Linked DNA regions of Homo sapiens: region 1 is linked to region 2. Evidence: read pairs that join two places in POLR2A ChIA-PET (ENCODE). Cell type or tissue: OCI-LY7. All regions are shown on one strand. Region 1 overlaps RSBN1 (round spermatid basic protein 1). Region 2 overlaps PTPN22 (protein tyrosine phosphatase non-receptor type 22).

What was found. ChIA-PET counts read pairs that join two places held together with the same protein. Peaks named below come from ENCODE experiments on the same cell type or tissue, not always from the same donor. Only the 100,000 strongest peaks of a DNase experiment are listed, where the experiment ranks them.
Region 1: POLR2A ChIA-PET joins it to region 2 with 8 read pairs; 5 of 35 experiments call an interaction of 5 or more read pairs at or near these places.

What each region holds. Positions count from the first base shown.
Region 1 is chr1:113,768,229-113,773,228 of GRCh38, reverse strand. RSBN1 (round spermatid basic protein 1) reads left to right here. Exons shown (of 7, transcript NM_018364.5): 5 at 4,840-5,000. Among named protein-coding and RNA genes, the nearest start is that of PHTF1, 11 kb to the right of the region's middle. In OCI-LY7, no CTCF peak of the experiment used is centred here; no DNase peak of the experiment used is centred here.
Region 2 is chr1:113,857,119-113,862,118 of GRCh38, reverse strand. It overlaps PTPN22 (protein tyrosine phosphatase non-receptor type 22), which reads left to right. Exons shown (of 21, transcript NM_015967.8): 2 at 2,659-2,767; 3 at 3,041-3,117; 4 at 3,546-3,641; 5 at 4,343-4,381. All of the region lies in intron 3 of AP4B1-AS1 (AP4B1 antisense RNA 1), which reads right to left. Among named protein-coding and RNA genes, the nearest start is that of PTPN22, 12 kb to the left of the region's middle. In OCI-LY7, no CTCF peak of the experiment used is centred here; DNase peaks (open chromatin) are centred at 248, 2,458 and 3,528; H3K4me3 peaks cover 3,831 bases; H3K27ac peaks cover 4,805 bases.

The sequences.
Region 1 (5,000 bases), 89 kb after region 2:
TTTAATTTGCTGTTTTTTGAGGGGTTTCTTATTTTGTCTTTGGTGATTTCCTTTTAATTTCCTTTATACATGTTTCTATTTTGGTGTTTTTCTTTTGTAAAAATCCCATATATATTATGACTATTAAGCTTTTTTTCCCTTCTGTTCCAAGTTTTTATCTTTTTTTGGCTTTCAGCTTCGGTGTTTTTTTCTTTACTTACAGAAGTTTTTGTTTATATGATCTATCCTTTGAGGTTTCTCCTTTAGCAATAGGCTTAGAAGAGCCTTCTTTTATTCAGTGTTATAAAATACTCACCTACATTTTCTCTTAGTACTTCTGTGCTTTCAGTATTTACATATTTAATCCACCTGGAATTGGCTTCAGTATAGAGGAAGAGATTTACATGTTTTTCCAGGTAGTTAGGCAGCTGTACCAACATCATTTATTTAATAATGCATCTGAGGTGCCATCAAATTTTATTTCTGTTGGTATTAAATATTCTTAAGTGAGGCATTCAGAAGCATTTTGAATTAGAATTGAATGAATCAAAATGTAAATACTAATGTCCATCTTTTTGTGTTAGTGAAAACTTGTGGAAAATGGTGGAATAAAAATGTGAGAAGCTGTTCAGTTACCAAGGACACTGCTACTGAAGCTCATCTTTGGATTTATGAACTCTAGAGTTAAAGAAATATGTGTACAGAGTTTTTTAAAAATAAAATAATACAGCAAGACTTACAATGGAAAATCCTGCCCACTTTTCCTTCCCAGAGGCAAATATATTTTTACGAGAGGCAAAACCCATTTGTTTATAATACTTTTTTAAAAAGGCTTTGGCAGGGTTTTTTTTTAATTAAAAATTTTTTTAATCTTGTGTATATAATAGTTGCATATATGTATGATATACATGTCATGTTTTTATACAGGTTTTGATTTTTTGGTATGATAGCAGGTATTCCGTCCTCTTACATGTTCTCTGAATAGTTAGATGACCCCTACTTTATCCTCTTCCTCCTCATTTCTTCTTTCAGTCAGCTGTCCCTACACATTGCTGGGGTTAATTCATATTCTGTTTTTAAAATTATCATTAGGTCTTACATGCCTTGTCAATAAGTGGATTCTAAAATATTATGGCTAGCTATGTTTACTGCAGACCCAGCTATTAAGTTATTAATTCATATTCTAAGGTTTCAATGTTATATCATCACTCAAAGGAAGAATATGCAAAAGCATCTTTCTTTTCTATATTTCACCTACGTACTTAAAACCATGTCACATTTTTTGAAAGTTTTATATTTGGTACCATAACTTCTTTTAAAAAAAAGTCTTGTTTTTCCTGCAGTTTCTGATTGCCCTGTTTTTTGAGGTAGGAACATAAAAAAGTGTTCTGTTTTTCCTGCAGTTTCTGATTACCCTCCTTTTTTTTTTTTTTTTTTTTGAGGTAGGAACATAAACTTTTCTTGACCATCCTAAATATCTTCTGTTCTCTTTATTGCTTCCCATCTTTTTATTTATTGCTTCCATTCTCCTTACTGCTTATAGGGTTAGAGTTAAGGTACATTACTTTCTTCCAGAACCACGCTGACTTTCTCATCTGTTTGACTATGGCTTTCTTTTATAACCTTTTTTTTTTTTTTTGAGAGGACATTGGTGTTGGTAGTTACCTAGCATTCTGTTCTTTTATCATATCCTCATGCCTTTTAGAATTTTTTTCATACTGTCTGCTGTAACATATCAGTTTTTTTATGTGGATATCTTTTGGAACTCTGTGTTCTGCCTATAGAAGGCTTATTTCAGTTATCCACCTAGGACTTCCTATTTAATGCTTTTCTGCATTAACCTATGGTTGTTGTTTTCCTAGATTTATTTCCTTCTCTTGCTTAAACACATTCTCAAGGAATAGTCTTAAGAAAAAGGAGGTATTCTGAGTTATTATATGTCTGAAAATTTCTTTTTCTGTTAATAAACATGATTTATAATTTAGCTGAAGTCCAGAAGTTGTGTTGTCTCTTAGTGTTTTTAGCAGTGCTCTGTTGTCTTCTGGCATCTAATATTATTTATGAGAAGTCCTAATGCTAGTGTAATTTTTATTCTTTTGTAGGTATCCTATTTTTTTCTTGTCTGCAAGCTTATAGCATCCTCTATCATCAGCAGTCTGAAATTTCACAATATGTCTTGAGTCTTTCATTCTTATTTTTTAATTATACTTTTTGTTGTTTAGTAGTCACCTTAAATTGAAAGATTCATGTCTCCTTTCCTTTCTGATAATTTTTCTTACTTAATTGGTTTGGTAATTTCTTCTTCATTTTCTCTTATTTCTTTCTGAAACTACTATTGGTTGAATAATAGAGCTCCTGGTTTGATGGTCCTCATATTTCCTATTATCTTTTTGCTTTTGATTCGGAGACATTTACTGGACTTTTGTCTTCTAACCTTTCTTTGGTGTTTTAAAATTTTAGCATTGTTCATTTTGGTTTTTCTCTGTCAGGCTGCTATCTTCAGAAGCTGGTGATTCTCGGTTGACCCATTCATATGTTAAAATAAAGCATTGGGTCTATTGTGAGTTCTATTTATATTTTGGTGAGTCTTGTCAACAGGTAGACAATTGTCAGTTGTCAACTTAGAGTGAACAGGCATAGAAATGGACACTAAATGATGTGCCCAAATTTCAGAGGATTATGTTCTATTTTTGTGGCAATTTCCATGTGTTTAGAGAATGTGCAGTTTTTCTGGCTGAAAGTTTATCAGGATGTTTTTGGCTATAAGCAACAAAAATTTTGGTTCAAACTTGTTTATAAAATAAAATGTCTGTCTTGTATATCGAGAAGTCCAGAGAGGTTGGTTCTAGGCACCATATGGTCAGTGTGTCAGTGCTGTTATCAAGGGACCAGATTCTTTCCTTTTCTCTGTTCTAACATTCTCTTGGCTTAGGCTATTTACTTACACTAGCTCCCTTTATAGTTGCTAGATGGCTGAGGCAGTTCTAGACATCACATCTTGATTTGGCTATATCTAATAGAAGAAGATAGTATCTTTTCTTGTACTTCTTTCTTAGGAGCTAGGAAACTTCCCAGAAGTCTCTTCAGCATATTTCCTTTCATACTATTAGACAGAATCAGTTCATGTCTATTCCTAAATCAGTCACTGTCAGGGGAAATGAGCTTACCATAATTTACCAGTACTCATCAGAAATTAACTCTGGAGCTTGTGAATGAGGTCACATACAGGGCAGAATGAGATGCCTAATAAAAATTAGGGTTCTGTCAGGGAATTAAAGGGGAGGAATGGATGCTGGGTGGGTAGCCATAGTCTACTCCATGTGGGGCTAAATGTCTGTCTACATTTCTACCTGCAGGGATGACTTGTTTATTTGCAGAATTTCACTTTAATTCCCCTTTTCTCAGCCTCACTTCATTTCTGTTCATCATTATTATGCCTGGCTTCTTTTTGGACTCAGGCTTTTCCAAGGTCTGTTGGGCAGGTCTGCTGCCTTTTTGGCTGCTGATCCCTTCTTGTGTATTCTATGCCTGTGGCTTTCTCTGCACAGTTTTATTAGTCTCAGGTACTAGGATCATTTTCCATCTTGCAAAAGTTTGTTGATATTGCTCATTCATTAATTCATTTCCTTTGTTGCTTCTTATTCACTATCATCTTTAGATTATTATATTTAGAAATTCTTGAGCACATAAAAAAGCAGAAAACAATATAATAAACTGCTGTGTGTTTAATATACAATCAACAGCTGTCAACTCATGGCTAATTCTGTTTCATCTGTACTCTAATCCATTCTCCCATCTAATCCCCACTTCCCCTATTATTGGTTTGAAGACTTTTACTTTCATTTTAATGTAGAAGGAGATAACATGGATGCCTGGTTTGCAATCTTGAATCAGAACTCTAGTTTAACTATAATAGGGTCATTGCCTGATGCACATGGCAAGTCAGTACACCAAAACAGCAGACTGCAACAGAGAAAGTTTAATTGTAGGGCCACTAAAGGAGGAGATGGGAGGAAATCTCAAATCTGTCTCCCTGAGGAGTTTGGGGGTGAGGGTTTTTAAAGGTTTTGGAATGGGCTGATGTGTGGAGATGTTTATTGGTCCGAGAGTACAAAGTGAAGTCATGGACAAAGGGATGAATAAACTATTATCATGCTGATTAGGTTTTTCTGTGGGGGTCTTTAAATTGGTTGGCAGCAGCTGTTTTGCCAGAATTCAGGATCTGCTTAAGCCATTCTTAACATCAGAGATTCTATCTTAAACAAAAGCCTTATGATGCTAACACTAGAATTCTTTTTTAAAAAAAGTATATATATATATATTTTTTTTTTCACAAAAAGGTTTTCCCACTTCCAAGAAATTCTATCTGTAGGAACAACAGGGATGCAAATGGTCAGTATCTAGTGTTACCTGACTTTTAGTTATAAGAAAGTGGGTCTAAGTGCAGCCTGATTAATGCTTAATTATAGCTATATTTCCATCCAGAGTTTTGTTAACTGTGTGAGGGCAGCCTCACTAGTAGCATATTTTGAGAGTTGGAAATAAGATGAATGAGGGTAAAGAAGCCTTAAACTTTGACTTTTATTTTCTGTTGCTAGAACAGAAGCACTACATTTGAGCCTAATCTAAGATATATTTTCAGCTTTATTATGGCACACAGGGAGAGGAAGGTAATTACATTAAGCATTATAATATAGTGTGTTAAATGCTAATGATCATAATCATTGAACCCTTCTCAGTCCTCATCTTATTTAAATCTGGTATTTTAGCAGACTTTTTTGCCTTACTGCTATTAATTAATTTTTTTTTGGTCTCTTTCTTCCTTGCTTACCCTTTGTTTAACAACCAAATCAACTCTAGATCAATGAATGAAATAAAAAATCTCCAGTACCTACCTCGGACCAGTGAACCCCGCGAAGTTCTCTTTGAAGATAGGACTAGAGCTCATGCTGATCATGTCGGTCAGGGGTTTGACTGGCAGAGTACGGCTGCTGTTGGAGTTTTGAAAGCTGTACAATTTG
Region 2 (5,000 bases):
TTGGTAGAGACGGGGTTTCACTATGCTGGCCAGGCTGGTCTCGAACTCCTGACCTAGTGATCTGCCTGCCTCGGCATCCCAAAGTGCTGGGATTACAGGTGTGAGCCACCGCACCCAGTCTCTTCACTTTATCCTCTTGGCAACTATTCCCCTGACTTCTCTTGATGGTACTTCCTCTAGGGAACTCACACCCCTACCTTGTAGTTGGCAAAGAAATACCTTCACCCTTTAGATCTCATATCTTTTCTTCACAAACTTAAACCCATCCCCATGACCCTGCTTCCTCTTTTATACCCTTTTGCTTTCTACTTTCAGGGTTCCTCCTTTTCTGGTGTAGTTTATTACTTTTTCTGCCCTAATTTTGCCCTAATTTGTTCTTTCTTGGGATATTGGAGCCCGGGAGTCTGGCAGGAAGAGAGGTGGAAGAGAAAAATGAAGCCTGCCGGGCGCGGTGGCTCATGCCTATAATCCCAGCACTTTGGGAGGCCGAGGTGGGGGGATCACTTGAGGTCAGGAGTTCAAGACCAGCCTGGCCAACATGGCGAAACCCTGTCTCTACTAAAAATACAAAAAAAAATTGGCCGGGCGCGGTGGCTCACGACTGTAATCCCACCACTTCGGGAGGCCAAGGCGGGCAGATCACGAGGTCAGGAGTTCCAGACCATCCTGGCCAACATGGTGAAACCCCGTCTCTACCAAAAATACAAAAAATTGGCCAGGCATGGTGGCGGGCGCCTGTAACCCCAGCTACTTTGGAAGCTGAGGCATGAGAATTGCTTGAACCTGGGTGGCAGAGGTTGCAGTGAACCGAGATCATGCCACTGCACTCCAGCCTGGGCGATAGAGCAAGACTTTGTCTCAAAAACAAAAACAAAAACAAACAAACAAAAAAACAGAAAGAAAAAGGAAGACTTCACAGTGGTATGACCTTAAGATAAGATGTTTGAGGGAAAAAAATCAAATCTTTCATACATTACAAATGAATAATTCTGTAGGCATTTCCTGTGTGATGTTTTGCTAAGAGTGTCTGCTTTTGTCATCCAGCTAGATTACTCGAGGGGGAGGAAAGGAGTAGGAAAAATGAAAGCCATTCTGCCTTATTGTTGAAGGTAGCAGTGAAGGCAGCTAAACAAATATAGGACACACATACACACACACACCCATCACCTTTATCTGTAACATTTTGCCAAATTAATTGAAGGATATCTTACGCAAAGGGCTTTGTGTATAGCATTCTCCCTAGAAAGCGTTCCACAAGCAAAATAAAACAAAAATAAATAAAAACAGTATAACAAGGAGTATGCACTGAGCTTAGTTCTGGAGACTCCTAGAAGAAACTGTTCTGGGACTTGAGATCTTTTCAGCAGCCCTGGGATCAACAGCAACCTGAAAATGATCATTCTGAAGTTGCTTAAGAGCAGGGAGATTTGAAAAATTGGTGTAACTTCAGCTGAAATTCAGCCTAGTCTTTCATGTGTCCTTAAATTCCCAAATTAGTCCACTTGTATCCATATCCATCTTGAAGTAAAAATATGCTATAAAGATAGTTCAGTAGCTTCTTGGGGTTCAAAGTTAAACAAACAAACAAACAAAAAGATATCAGTTCAGTATCTCTCCTCTCAAATCCAGTTCTGAAAATCCAGAGGAATTCAAACTACAGTAGGCTCTCTTTATATACGGAGGATGTGTTTGAAGACCTATAGTAGATGCCTGAAACTGCAGATAGTACCAAATCTTACGTACACTATGTTGTTTTTACCTATACATACATATCTATAATTAAGGTCAATTTATAAATTAGGCACAATAAGAGATTAGCAATAATAGCTAGTAATACAATAGAACAATTATGATAATCTACAGTAATAAAAGTTATGTGAGGCCAAGGAAGGTGCATTGCTTGAGCCCAGGAGTTTGAGACCAGCCTGGGCAACATGGTGAAATCCCTTCTCTACTGAAAATATGAGAACTATCCAGGTGTGATGCTTGTGCCTGTGGTCCCAGCTTTCAGGAGGTAAGGCTGAGGTGGGAGGTGAGGCTGAGGTGGAAGAATCACCTGAGCCCAGAAAGTTGAGGCTGCATTGAGCTGTGGTCAAGCCACTGCACTCCAGCCTGGGTGACAGAGTGAAACTTTATCTCAAAAAAAAAAAAAAAAAAAAGTGACTGCTTTTGGAACTGAAATCTTTGAAATTTTGCTAGATATAGAGAAATTTTATTCAGCTTAAGCTCCACTTCCACTTAGAAAAAAAAGCGATCTGAAGTAAAAAGACTAATAGAACTTAATTATTTTCCAGTTGACCATTTAACTAAAAAGCAGTTATAAAGAAAGTAAATTAAGCTTTTAATATCTGCCCATTGGGTGGAGCATATAGCTTGCTTCCAGAAGATATTTGGTTCTTAAAATATTCACAAGTTTCACTTTTAAGTTCACGCTATCTATGGCTCAGCTGCAGTAAGTGTGATCTTTTCACTTCCCCAAATGTCACTGAACTCAGGTCTCCTTATGCTCTGCAGCTCTGTCCTGAACGGAGTCAGAACCAGAAGATAATAAAAGGGTTGAGGTAGAATGTTTTGCCAGTGGAAAAGGAAAGCTCTTTAGAGATAGCTTCTTACCTCATTTCTCTAGGAAGATTAATTTTTCTTGGAATCTTATTACAGAAGCTGAAAAGGCAATCTACCAAGTACAAGGCAGACAAAACCTATCCTACAACTGTGGCTGAGAAGCCCAAGAATATCAAGAAAAACAGATATAAGGATATTTTGCCCTGTAAGTTCCATTTCTCTCTATAAACTCATACTTTCTCCCAAATTCAATCATTACTATCTCTTTGTACCCATTGCTTACTGATCCTGATCTTGGAACATGGCATTGACAACTTAGTTTGTACTATTTATGACTGCAAAAGAATATTCATTCATTCATTCATTCATTCACTCACTTGTTCACTCATGAGCATACACTATTCACAGTGTTAGGCCCTGATTTAAATCTGCTGACTAAGCCCTCTTAATTGTACTATGTCTGTCTTTTGTATTATAGATGATTATAGCCGGGTAGAACTATCCCTGATAACCTCTGATGAGGATTCCAGCTACATCAATGCCAACTTCATTAAGGTACAGTGAAAGAAAATAAAAGCATTCCATATTTCTCTAGATACCCAAAAAAAGGGGAGGGCTGGCTGGACTCAGTGGCTCATGCCTGTAATCCCAGCACTTTGGGAGGCTGAGGCGGAAAGATCACTTGAACGCAAGAATTTCAGACCAGCCTGGGCAACATATGAGACCCCATCTCAACAAAAAGTTAAAAAATTAGCCAGGTGTGGTGGCATGCGCTTGTAGTCCCAGCTACTGGAGAGGCTGAGGAAAGGGGATTGCCTGAAGCCAGGAGGTCAAGGCTGCAGTGAGCTGTGATTATGCCACTGCACTCCAGCCTGGGTAACACAGTGAGACCATCTCAAAAAAAAAAAAAAAAGGAAGCGGAGGACTAGGTGAGAACAGGGTATTATTTGTAGTCACCCCGTGTAATTTCTGTTCCCCTTTAGGGAGTTTATGGACCCAAGGCTTATATTGCCACCCAGGGTCCTTTATCTACAACCCTCCTGGACTTCTGGAGGATGATTTGGGAATATAGTGTCCTTGTAAGTATGGTGTTGCTTTTGTTACTTTATTCTCTACTTTATTAAAAACAGTGCTTTTAAAAAATTGGTCAGTGGAACTTCAGGGTTCAGGCATCTTTTAGTCAGAATCACAATGCCATTCTTGTCCAAGGAAATGAAAGTTCTCAGCCAGGTGTACTCTGGGAGGCCAAGAGGGGTGGATAGCTTGAGCCTAGGGGTTCTAGACCAGCCTGGGCAACATTGCAAAACCCTGTCTCTACAAAAAATACAAAAATTAGCTGGGAGTGGTGGTGTGTGCCTGTAGTCCCAGCTACTGGGGAAGCTGATATGGGAGAATCGCTTGAGCCCATGAGGTTGAGACTGCAGTAAGCTGAGATTGTGCCACAGCACTCCAGCCTGGGTGACAGAATGAGACCCTGTCTCAAAAATAAATAAGTTTTAAAAAATAATAAAAATAAATTTAAAAATGAGAAAGTTCTTACCTTGACAGGCTCATTTGGTAACAAGATTACTGGTCTGAACAGAGAAAGGGGAAGTATTGTCAGAATGAAGGAAGAGTAGCAGCAATATTTTATAAGTCACCAGGATTTATTTTTTGGTTAAAAAAAAACGACAAAACAGAAAAAAGAACGGTTAATACTTTCTGAGTCTGGGATCCATGTATTAACTGCTCTTTCTAACTATATATGAATGTTTAAGTTTCTATCTATTTCATCCCCCAGATCATTGTTATGGCATGCATGGAGTATGAAATGGGAAAGGTAAGTTACTTTCTAGTACCTGCTGACCTTAAAACAAAGGAAAGAAGAAAAAGGAGAGGGAAATTGGCAGCAGAACTTACCTGAGTGTACCTAGATAAAACTTATGTCATCTTCATAGTTTTCAGTTTGGGAATGCCACGTGATTCTCAGAGGATTTTTTTTTTCTCCTAAGAATCCTATTTGTTTGTTTTCTCAGTAGACCCTATGTTTTACAGTTAAAAACAAGGTATGCTTTTAAGATTAACAAATCACTTGCCCATTTCTATTAATTAGATATCTTTAACTGCCAGCCAGAGCTTTTAATCCTGTGCCGTCCAATATTGCATCCACCAGCCACATACAGCTATTGAGCATTTAAAATATGGCTAATGTGACTGGGGAACTCAATTATTTTAATTGATTTAAACTTAAAAACTGACATGCAATTCAGTTATCAGAAAGCTGTTTGAGTATGTGAAAATTTTTCAAATGTAAGTTTTATTAAATCTAAATGGAAATAAAATATTTCCAAAATTTGGCATCCTAATTGAGATTAGCTATAAATATAAAATATACACTGGATTTTGAAGACTTAGTAAAAAATGCCAAATATCTGATAATTATTTTATATTGGTTACAT